Regions from separate parts of the Mus musculus genome. Here region 1 is linked to region 2. Evidence: chromatin loops called from intact Hi-C (ENCODE). Cell type or tissue: left cerebral cortex. All regions are shown on one strand. Each heading gives the region's core, and the rest is flanking DNA. Links, peaks and the distances in the headings are about the cores only.

The links. Hi-C counts contacts between places; a loop is a spot of excess contacts. Peaks named below come from ENCODE experiments on the same cell type or tissue, not always from the same donor. Only the 100,000 strongest peaks of a DNase experiment are listed, where the experiment ranks them.
Region 1: it touches region 2 in a loop (2.6-fold over the local background); 10 of 42 quality-filtered maps call a loop at or near these places.

Annotation. Positions count from the first base shown.
Region 1 is chr4:123,381,246-123,386,627 of GRCm38, reverse strand. Macf1 (microtubule-actin crosslinking factor 1) reads left to right here. Exons shown (of 98, transcript NM_001199136.1): 69 at 942-1,173; 70 at 1,757-1,983; 71 at 3,205-3,327; 72 at 3,420-3,521; 73 at 3,914-4,015; 74 at 4,108-4,281; 75 at 4,371-4,526; 76 at 4,666-4,863; 77 at 5,273-5,382. Among named protein-coding and RNA genes, the nearest start is that of D830031N03Rik, 28 kb to the left of the region's middle. In left cerebral cortex, for the core only: no CTCF peak of the experiment used is centred there; a DNase peak (open chromatin) is centred at 3,253; H3K27ac peaks cover 470 bases.
Region 2 is chr4:123,445,449-123,450,830 of GRCm38, reverse strand. Macf1 (microtubule-actin crosslinking factor 1) reads left to right here. Exons shown (of 98, transcript NM_001199136.1): 49 at 707-873; 50 at 2,573-2,729. Among named protein-coding and RNA genes, the nearest start is that of D830031N03Rik, 36 kb to the right of the region's middle. In left cerebral cortex, for the core only: no CTCF peak of the experiment used is centred there; no DNase peak of the experiment used is centred there.

The DNA of each region.
Region 1 (5,382 bases), core at 257-5,256, 64 kb after region 2:
TTGCCGCCTGCTCCTGTCTTCCTCACACCGCCTCATCCCATTGTTGTGTTGACTGCGCCCACCATTGCAGATCACAGAGGTAAGGTGCCCACTCACTCCTATGGGAGCCCATTTCTCAGAGAGCTGAGAGCTGAGGGCATTGCTAGAAGAATGCTTCCCTTACCTTTTGTGGAAGTTCATTGTGTCCATCTTGTTTGGGGTGGAATATAGACGTTAAAGAGAGATGGAAATGGTTTTGTTAAAGAAATTTGTTTTTCTTGTAGGGCACTTAACATTATTGAGACTTGCTCAATATTAAATCCAGAATTGGTTTAGATGTTTTTCTTTTTCTTTTTTTTTTTTTCAAAAACTCCTCTGTGCTGTTCTCACTTTCCAATTCTATATCAAATTATAAATTAAAATTTTATAGGTTTATTCATTTTAGTACCAGGAAGGTGTGAAGGTTTGATTGGCCTTCCTTCTTACCTTTCAGCATGGCCCTTTTCTTTGTCTCACACTGTGGGTTGTTAGACAGCACACCACAAAGTTCCCATTCATGTACACAGAAGCCAAGGGCATCTAACTTTGTCAAGTCTGTCGCATGCAACTGTCATCTCAGCTGCTGAGTGCTGACTCCTACCAGTTTCATAGTCCTGTCACTTTCTTGTCAGATTAGTTGGAGTTGGAGAAGTATTGTGACAATACTAACCATTTTTGTTTGATTTTTGGTATATTACTTAGTATTTTTTGACTTACAAAATAAATACTGCCCTTTCCCCCTTCTGATGGGCTAGCTCTATTATCTAAATCTAAAACAGTTTTTTTTAGAGAAAACTAATACTGAACAGCCATTGTGCTAGGCTGAACACAGGCTATCCTAAACAGTAGGTCACCTTATGCCCTCACATGCCCTTCAATATGATGAAGTATTCTATGATGACTAACGAGTCAACCTTGTTTAGTTTCATGATAAAATTGAACCCATGTTGGAGACCCTGGAGAACCTGTCCTCTCGCCTGCGAATGCCTCCCCTGATTCCTGCTGAAGTCGACAAGATCAGAGAGTGCATCAGTGACAATAAAAGTGCCACCGTGGAGCTGGAGAAACTGCAGCCGTCCTTTGAAGCCCTGAAGCGGCGGGGAGAGGAACTCATTGGAAGATCGCAGGGAGCAGACAAGGATCTGGCTGCAAAAGGTACTCGGTGGATCTAATTATTATTATTTTCTTTTTAAGAAAGATAATAGAATGAACTAGAGGCTGTAGCTACCCAGAGTCACTTCTCAAGTAATGAGTATTCCAAAAGTCTGTGGAATTCATTTAGAATTCAGAACACATTTCCCTATTGAAATAAGGTTACAATTGGAAGCTCGATTCCCATGCCAGGAAACAAATGTTCCTTTTTAACCCCTAATGTGAGTATCACAGTATCAATAGTGGGCAGAACATAACCACCTTTTGTAACACTTTCCATGGGAAATTTACAGAAAGTGCAGTGAGAACACTGGAAGGAAGCCTTTCCATCTCAGCCCTTTTGTTTTGATCTTACTGGATATTTTGTGTGGTGTTTTCAGATTGCTTCTGTGGATCCTTTATGAGGGAGAGCAACATAAGTAGAAAAAAACCTAGAGTAGAGATCCCTGCTGAAGTGCAGAGGAGAGGTGATAGTAGTAAAGCCACACTGAACTATAAATAATGTCAGGGTTACATGGGATTTCAGGGAGAAATTAGATTTTGAACTTAGAGAGCTTCTGTTCACATCTCTTCTTTGCTCCTTCAGAAATCCAGGACAAGCTGGATCAAATGGTGTTCTTCTGGGAGGACATCAAAGCACGGTCTGAAGAGCGAGAAATTAAATTCCTTGATGTCCTTGAATTAGCGGAGAAGTTCTGGTATGACATGGCAGCTCTCCTGACCACCATCAAAGACACCCAGGATATTGTTCATGACTTAGAAAGCCCTGGTATTGACCCATCCATCATCAAGCAACAGGTTGAAGCTGCTGAGGTAACAAAAACACAAAACATCATCTCATATGTATGTCCTTTAACAAAATACTGTATCCACGTTGTGAGGGTATGCATGTGATTGTATGTGTGGTGGCGTAGTGGTGATGATCATGTTTTGTTTTGTTTCCATGGTTTTCTTGCAGTGTCGAGGATTGAACCTGAGGTTTCTTGCGTGCTAAGCCCCGAACCCTTGAGTTACATTGTGTTCGCTGCCAAGCCAAACTCAATGTTTTGAAAACTTTGTTTTGTTTTGTTTTGTTTTTTTAGGTCTTTTTGTTTTTTGAGACAGGGTTTCTCTGTATAACCCTGGCTGTCCTGGAACTCACTTTGTAGACCAGGCTGGCCTCGAATTCAGAAATCCGCCTGCCTCTGCTCCTGGGATTAAAGGCATGTGCCACCACACCCGGCTCTTTGTTTTGTTTTTAATGTGAGACCTTTTTCTGCTTTCAAAAAGGAGATAGAGAGTAGAAAATTTAAAATTCTGAATTTATCATCCAGGGATAGCAAGTTACTTAAACACATCTTTTTCTAGACTTTCTGGGCAGTCTAATTATCACTAGACAGACTTCACATGATTTCCATTTGGCATAAGCAATACCTGGTCTCACCATCTTCTTTTAGAAACTCTGTCCTCCTTTATTCCTCTCTGTTGGTGTGTGACCCCGGTTTACGTATAAGATTATGTAGCCCAGCTATGACACTGACATTTGTGACTTGTATTGTGTTGTTTCTTATATTTCTTCATGGAGCCAGTAGGGGCTGAGAAATTATCAAAACTCATTATACATCCAAATTTATCTTCTTCTTGCCATCTTTGACATCACTACATGCTCATATCTTATGTATATAATCCTTTTTTTTTTTCTGGGAGACTAGGTTTCTCAGTGTAGCCCTGGTTGTCTGGAGCTTACTCTGTAGACCTGGCTGGCCTTGAACTCACAGAGATCCACTTGTCTCTGCCTCCCAAGTGCTGGGTGTGCACTGCCATGCCCAGCGCCAATACATTTTACTTTGTGTGTCTGTTGACTGCTTGTGAGTATGAGGCTGCACTCTCTGGATAAGCAGTATCTTAAAAAGTAAAAATCGTTTTGTGATTCTGGAGGTTTTGCTTAGTGCTTGCTCTTGATTGTGGGTGGGGCGTTCTGTGCTGCACTTGCAAAGCTTGAGAAGCTCTGCTTTGCGCTCTGTTTTGACTCATTGTCTGCTCCTTTCCATGTAGACTATTAAGGAGGAGACAGATGGTCTGCATGAGGAGTTGGAGTTCATTAGAATCCTTGGAGCAGATTTGATTTTTGCCTGTGGAGAAACCGAGAAGCCTGAAGTGAAGAAGAGCATTGATGAGGTGTGGGGCGTGGGCGGGGCTCAGATGAGAAGTAGCACAGCAGCCCAGGGAGGTATTACTAGCAGAATTTGATTCAAATGTTTTTCCCATAGATGAATAATGCTTGGGAGAACTTAAATAAAACGTGGAAAGAAAGGCTGGAAAAACTCGAGGATGCCATGCAGGCTGCTGTGCAGTATCAGGACACTCTCCAGGTGAGAGGCTGGGAGATGCTCACAAAAGAAGTACAAGTGCTGCTCTCTCTTGTCATCTTCTAATAGTAGTGGTTCACCCTCTTTACTGCAGTGTTGGGAAACCTAAGACAGTCTTGCTTTCACATTTCTGGCCTACATTTCCCACTTCTATTGAGAAAGTGTTGATATAAAATACATCCAAGTTTCACTTACTACTGCCATTTTTATTGTCATTGCCTGCTTGTCATAGTTGTACCCATTCAGCTGCTCAGTGAAGCTGGCCTAATTGTGTAAGTCACTGCTTGCTTGTGGACCAAAACCCACACAATCATGAAGCCCAACACTGATAAGGAGATGTTCCTTCTCTTCTAACGTCATGGTTTTCTTTTTATGTATTTGTGTTTTTATTTCAGGCTATGTTTGACTGGCTAGATAACACTGTGATCAAGCTCTGCACCATGCCCCCAGTGGGCACAGACCTCAACACTGTCAAAGATCAGTTAAATGAGATGAAGGTCTGTACCCAGGAAAGGCTTTGAAAAGAGAGTTCCTTATTTTTAATAATGAAGACGTCAATTAATGTTAGCATTAAATAAATCTTTTATAGGAGTTCAAAGTAGAAGTTTACCAACAGCAAATTGAGATGGAAAAACTCAATCACCAGGGTGAATTGATGTTAAAAAAAGCTACCGATGAAACTGACAGAGATATTATACGAGAACCACTGACAGAACTCAAGCACCTCTGGGAGAATCTGGGTGAGAAGATTGCCCATAGACAGGTAAGGCTAGAGTAGGTAACATGGGTTGGTGAGCTACCCTCTGCCCGCTCTGATTTCCTAACAAATGGTCTTTGTCTTGTCCTGAGCAGCATAAGCTAGAAGGTGCTCTCTTGGCCCTGGGCCAGTTCCAACATGCCTTAGAGGAACTAATGAGCTGGCTAACACACACTGAAGAGCTGCTGGATGCTCAAAGACCGATAAGTGGAGACCCAAAAGTCATTGAAGTTGAGCTTGCAAAGCACCATGTAAGTGTTTTCATTCCTACCTAACTTTGCCAGTTTGAGACCAGTTACTGCCACCAGAAGCTTAATATCATATGGACCTTAAGGAGCTAGGTTCAATGACATCAAAAGAGATAAATTATGTCATTCAACATTTCTTTAGGTTCTAAAAAATGATGTTTTGGCTCATCAAGCCACGGTGGCAACAGTCAACAAAGCCGGCAGTGAACTCCTGGAGTCTAGCGCTGGAGATGACGCTAGCAGCCTGAGAAGCCGCCTGGAGACCATGAACCAGTGCTGGGAATCGGTGCTGCAGAAGACAGAGGAGAGGGAGCAACAGCTGCAGTCCACGCTGCAGCAGGTACGCACGGGGGAGGGGCGGTCACGGGAGGGAAAGGAGGCCATCTGGGGTTGAACCCCTTTTGAAAAGAGCAGCTTTTGATGGCAGGTATTTCAGGATTGTTTGCAGTTCAGGTTGGTTACTATTCAGTTAGTCACACTGACCAACTTGTTTTGAGATTCAGGTGTTTCCTATAGCAAGTCAGGCTTCTCCCCAGATTGCAGTAGGCATCTATTGTGTTATAGGGAGATCTGAAGGATCTTGCTAAACTCTAGCCATAAGCAAGCAGATAGTCCCTGTCCAGAGATAAAACTAACTACTCTGCCTGAGACCAGCTTCAGAATCCTCCCAGTGTGTTCAGATCATTCCAAAAGTTTGCCTTTACAGCTGATTGCTTACTGATACTGCTGATATGTCTTTTTTTCAAAAGGCCCAGGGTTTCCACAGTGAAATTGAAGATTTCCTCTTAGAACTCAATAGAATGGAGAACCAACTTTCTGCATCTAAACCTACAGGAGGACTTCCTGAGACTGCTAGAGA
Region 2 (5,382 bases), core at 325-5,324:
AGATTTACCAGTTCCTAATAATTTTATCTCTTTATAAAAATAGCAGAGACAGCTTAATTATGAGCAATATTCATTATTCTTTGTGACATGTGAAAGTTTCACCAAATTCAGTCAATAGGACCCCCTTTAAGCTGTGTTCCTTTTGACAAATCTCTCTCAATATAGGAATGCCTTCTTCCCATACTGAAATCAGTTTCTTGTTTGTTTTTGCCTTTTTCTCCACAAATCCCTGTTTGGTAGGGAAGGACTGTTAGAAACTGCATTTTGGACACTAGGTAAGGTAAATAAGCTGCTGGGATGTCACCATCCTGCCACAGATGTAAGGGTTAGGAAACTGTGCTGCTCTTGCTACCACAGCACACGTTCAATAGAATGGAAGTTTTATTGTTTGTTTTATATATAAAGCTGAGCACAGGTTTGCTTCTGCAATCCCAGTGCTCCTGTGGGGCTATGGGAGGCAGAGACAAGAGGATCCTTGCAAGTTCATGGGCCGGATAGCCTGACATGTGCAGGAAGGAACAACAAAGAGTCTAAGCAAGGACCTACAATAGAGGTTGTTCTATAACCTCCACACACAAGAACCCACGCACATACACTACCACCATCACTACCACACCATGTACACACATGTGCACAGAAAGGTTAAAAGAATAAAATGATGGGTCAGATCATTTAGTATGTTGCTTTTGATATGTTTAATAAACAGGAGCTCACTTTGGCAATGGAAGACCAGAAGGAGAACCTAGATACTCTGGAGCACCTGGTTACTACACTGGGCTCCTGTGGCTTTGCCCTGGACCTATCTCAGCATCAAGACAAGATACAGAACCTTAAGAAGGATTTTACAGAGCTGCAGAAGACAGTTCAAGAAAGGTGAGTGCTCAGCTGCATTGGTCATTGAAAAAGAACTGTTCCTGGCTCTCTGTAGAGTGAGACACTTTCTAGACTTCCTTACCATAAAAAGCAATGTCAGAACTTTGCTACCGACCCATGGGTCAAAGACTGCTTCTTTAGGTAGTTACCTAATGTGGTGATGTCTACTGCTTTCTATTACTAACTGATTCATCTCAGTATCGGGCCTGAGTGACCAAAAGCCCAGGTTACCTGAAGCAAACAGAACAAATTTGGGATTATAAGTAAGATTATAGCTGAATTTAAAATAAAGACAAAATCTAGAGACTTCCAAGGTATGATTATGAGTTATATTTGTGGGCTAGAGAGATGACTCAGCAGTTAAGAGCACTTTCAGAAGACTTATGTTTGGTTGCTAGAACCCACACTGTAATTTCAGGGGATCCAGTGCTCTCTTTGGCCTCCTAGGTCACATGGTGCACAGATAGACAAACAGGCACACACATGTACACATGAATATCTTTTGGATAACATTTAAGAGAAATGTCTGGATTCTTTTAGCACAAATACAATAATGTATGACAAATGCTTGCAGATTATAGTTTACTATTGAAAACTCATTATTTTCCATTAGAAGCCACACATGGGTTTAAGACCATGGATAAGACTTCTTTTCTTGGTTTAGAAGCAATTGTAATATTGATTTAACAGGCAGCCACCTTGATGGCTAGAGGAAAACTGCTGGTCAAACCAATACTTAGAACCATGTGTTATGGCACACACTTGCAATCCCAGCACTCAGAGTAGGAGCAGAAGGTACATTAAAACACTCAAAGCCAGACATGGCTGCATATGGAACAAGTGAGTTTGAAGCCAGCATAGGCTAGAAGAGACCCTGTCTCAAAAGTAAATGAAAACTTAGCAGTGGATTGAGTAGCTTGGCTGAGGACAGTGGCCTTGGGGGCTTTGTTTCTCTCTTCCTCACTGTTGAAAACTACGTGAAGAACCAGGATCTCTGGATTAGTCCTTGAAAGATATAATGATTCCTTGATTTATTTTCTTTATGAGCATGTGTAGCTCATGGCCAATCATCTAACTTTTTTCAGCATTCAATTCAGCACTCAAGTCAGGTGAGTGTGTGTGTGTGTGTGTGTTTGTAGCTATATGAGTTTATATGAAACACATACATATGTATGTACATACGTACATACAGGAGCCCCCAGAGGCCAGAGGAAGACTCCTGAAATGAGAATCATATGATTGTGAGCCACCATATAAATCCTGGAAACCAAACCCAGGTCTTCTGCTAAAGCAGTAAGTGCTGTGAACCGTTGGCCCATCTCTCAGACCCTCGAGTTCAACTCGGAGTGTTGGAAGAGTCAAATACCGAAAATATAACAGAGCTGGGTTGGAGATCCAAAGCCAACATTCTTTCCATTGTCTCATAGTATCTAAATAGCAGGCTTCCTTTCGTTTTCTCATTTTCGCTTTAGCCTAGAGTAAGATTAAAGACTTCTTTCCCTAAAAATGTCCAAAGAAGGGCAATGATTCTTGAGTTTGATGCTTTTCTACATTGTGTATAAAGCCAGACTTACTATGGAAAGGAAGGGCCCTGTTAGGAATTTAGTGCCTAGAGTCCCAGGATTAACCTACTTTTTAGTTCAAGTCCATTTTACAAATCTCCTCTGATGAGTAAATAATAAAAAATCTTTGTTCACAGAGAGAAAGATGCATCCACTTGCCAGGAGCAGTTGGATGAATTCCGGAAACTGATTAGAACCTTCCAGAAATGGCTGAAAGAAACTGAAGGGAATGTTCCTCCTGCAAAGACTTTCGTGAGTGCTAAGGAATTAGAAAAGCAGATTGAACACTTGAAGGTAGGTAAACAATAGGGTCCCCAGCAAACTGGCTAGACAGTGGTTTGAAAGTTTATACAAACTGAACTCCAGATGTGATAGGGGGTGGCATAATAAATTCAGTTTATCTGTCCACATCAGAATTCCTTTCTTGGTGTGGTTCCATATGCCCTACCCAGAACTGAACATAGTAACATCTCCTGTTTCAAACCCAAAGTCGGGCATGGTGGTACATACCTAAAGACATTAGGAGAAATACTTAGGAGAAATTTGTGCCTCAGCTGAGCATTAAGATTGAGCCAGCCTAGGCTACTTGAAACATAGTTTCCAAAAAACCAGCACAGGCTATTCTTAGATGCCTGTCATGATGTGTAAGAAATTTAAAATACTTCATAAAGCCGGGCAGAGGTAGTGCATGCCTTTAATCCCAGCACTTGGGAGGCAGAGGCAGGCGGATTTCTAAGTTCAAGTCCAGCCTGGTCTACAGAGTGAGTTCCAGGACAGGCAAGGCTACACAGAGAAACCCTGTCTTGGGAAAAAAATCATAAAAAGGATTGGTTAACTCTATTTCTTGAGAAGCTTACATTTTCATCTCAGGGCTGAGAATCATTATTACTCATGCTTGAGAATTAGACAGCTGCACATGAGCAACTGACCAGACATGGAGTCAGGAAGCTGTGGGGGTGGGGAACTAGAATTCTGGCTCGTCGGGAGAAGCACAGGCTTGAAAACTAGCTTAGTGACTGTCATTTCCCTCGCAAAGAAGCAGGCTGGAGCTAGAGCAGATGAAAGAGAGGAATTTGGTTACTTTCACAAAATGGACTCTAAGAGAATTTGAAATTCTCTTAAAATGAAGTTCCCCACAAATGAAAGAAACCTAATACACTCTACTAATTCCACATGTTAAGTTCTCAGGTCCAAGCAGCTTAGTAGTTGTTGTTCACATGATGTCCAACAAATGTCACTTGTATTCCTCTGAAAATTTTTAAATATTCTGTTTTAAGTCTGAAATCGTAAACAATTAAGGGTGATTAATGACTGATTTGACAAGCAGTGCCTGCCTGCCTGTCAGTTTGAAGCGTGGTGCATGTGAGCTTGCTAGACACTGATGACTCTTTGTCTTGCTCTGCTGCTGCTCTGTAGGGTGGAGGTAAAATCAAGATAAGGCAGCTCTCGGTCGTCTCGCAGAGCAAGGCACTAAAAGCTCAGACACCCCTGCTCTGGAATGATTAGTGCCCGACTTCTCTGGCAGACTGTCATATCCTGGGGACTTGGCGTTGCCTGGTCCTTTGTTCTTAACCTTTCTTTGGTTGCTTGAGCTCTGTCTATAATCCAACATAAGGTTCCCTTAGTAACTATACAATGTAGTCTCGATGTCTATACATTTCAGATAACTGATTTCTCTTTTATTTTCTGATTATTTTCTCTCCTTTTTCTTTTTTTATTTTTTTTTATTTCAACCACCATGGTGGTTTATTCTGGAAATTTCTATGTATTACATAGGTATTAATACCCTTCTTGCCCCACTCCCTTCAAATCCAAATAATTAAAAAAAACTAAGGACATCATGCACAAAAACCTCTTACCTATTTTCTCTAAAGCCCTAAAGCATGTCACTTCCTGTGGGAAGCCTGTGAAGGCCTTGTGCTCACTAGACTTCCATCCCTCCCTGGGGAAAAATGGCCAAGGCTCCTTCCTGCTTCCTCTCAGAGATTCATTGCCCAATCATTACGCATTATCATCCCCACTTGACACCTTCTCAGCACTTGACTGTTGGATGCATTTTTCATTTGGCAACAATTCAATATGGCTTTGCGTGGGATGTGTAGTGTCAGTATTTTATTTTCTGATTATTTTCTCTCCTTTTTCATACTGTGAACTGCTGCTTTAACTCAGTGTTTCCCTCTCTCCTTGTCTCCTCTTGTGCTCCCAGAGTTCATTAACTATTGCTACTTCTGTAATAACACTTATTATATGATAATGCAGTTGATAAGTCAAACTCTTGAAGCTTTGTCATAAAATCAGGCATGGAGACTCATGGAGTACTCAGGAGGCTAAGGCAGAAACTTAAAGAAGATAAATGAACAGATAAATAAGGCAAAAGCCCCTAAAAAATAAAAGTAAAGTTAAGTGTTGTAAACCTGTTCGTTCCACTCTATCTCCTTAGTAGGGGTGCCTAGCCAACAATACATGCTAATAAGTAAATGTCAACAAATGACACAGAAGGTTCTGAAAAATTCTACAGTATCCTTTCTGCATTTATTTTCTTTTTTTTCTTTTGAGGATTTATTTATTTATTTATTTATTTATTATATCTGAGTACACTGTTGCTGTCTTTAGACACTCCAGAAGAGGGAGATCTCATTATGGATGGTTGTGAGCCACCATGTGGTTGCTGGGATTTAAACTCAGGACCTTCGGAAGAGCAGTCAGTGCTCTTAACTGATGAGCCATCTCTCCAGCCCCCTTTTTGCATTTCTTGGCTGACTAAACCATTGTCTTGTAATGGCTGACTATATGAACACTGTCTGTCTGTCTGTCTGTCTGTCTATCTATCTATCTGTCTGTCTCTTCCCTTCCTCCCTTCCTCCCTCCCTCCCTCTCCCTCCCTCCCTCTCCCTCCCTCCCTCCCTCCCTCTCCCTCCCTCCCTCTCCCTCCCTCCCTCCCTCCCTC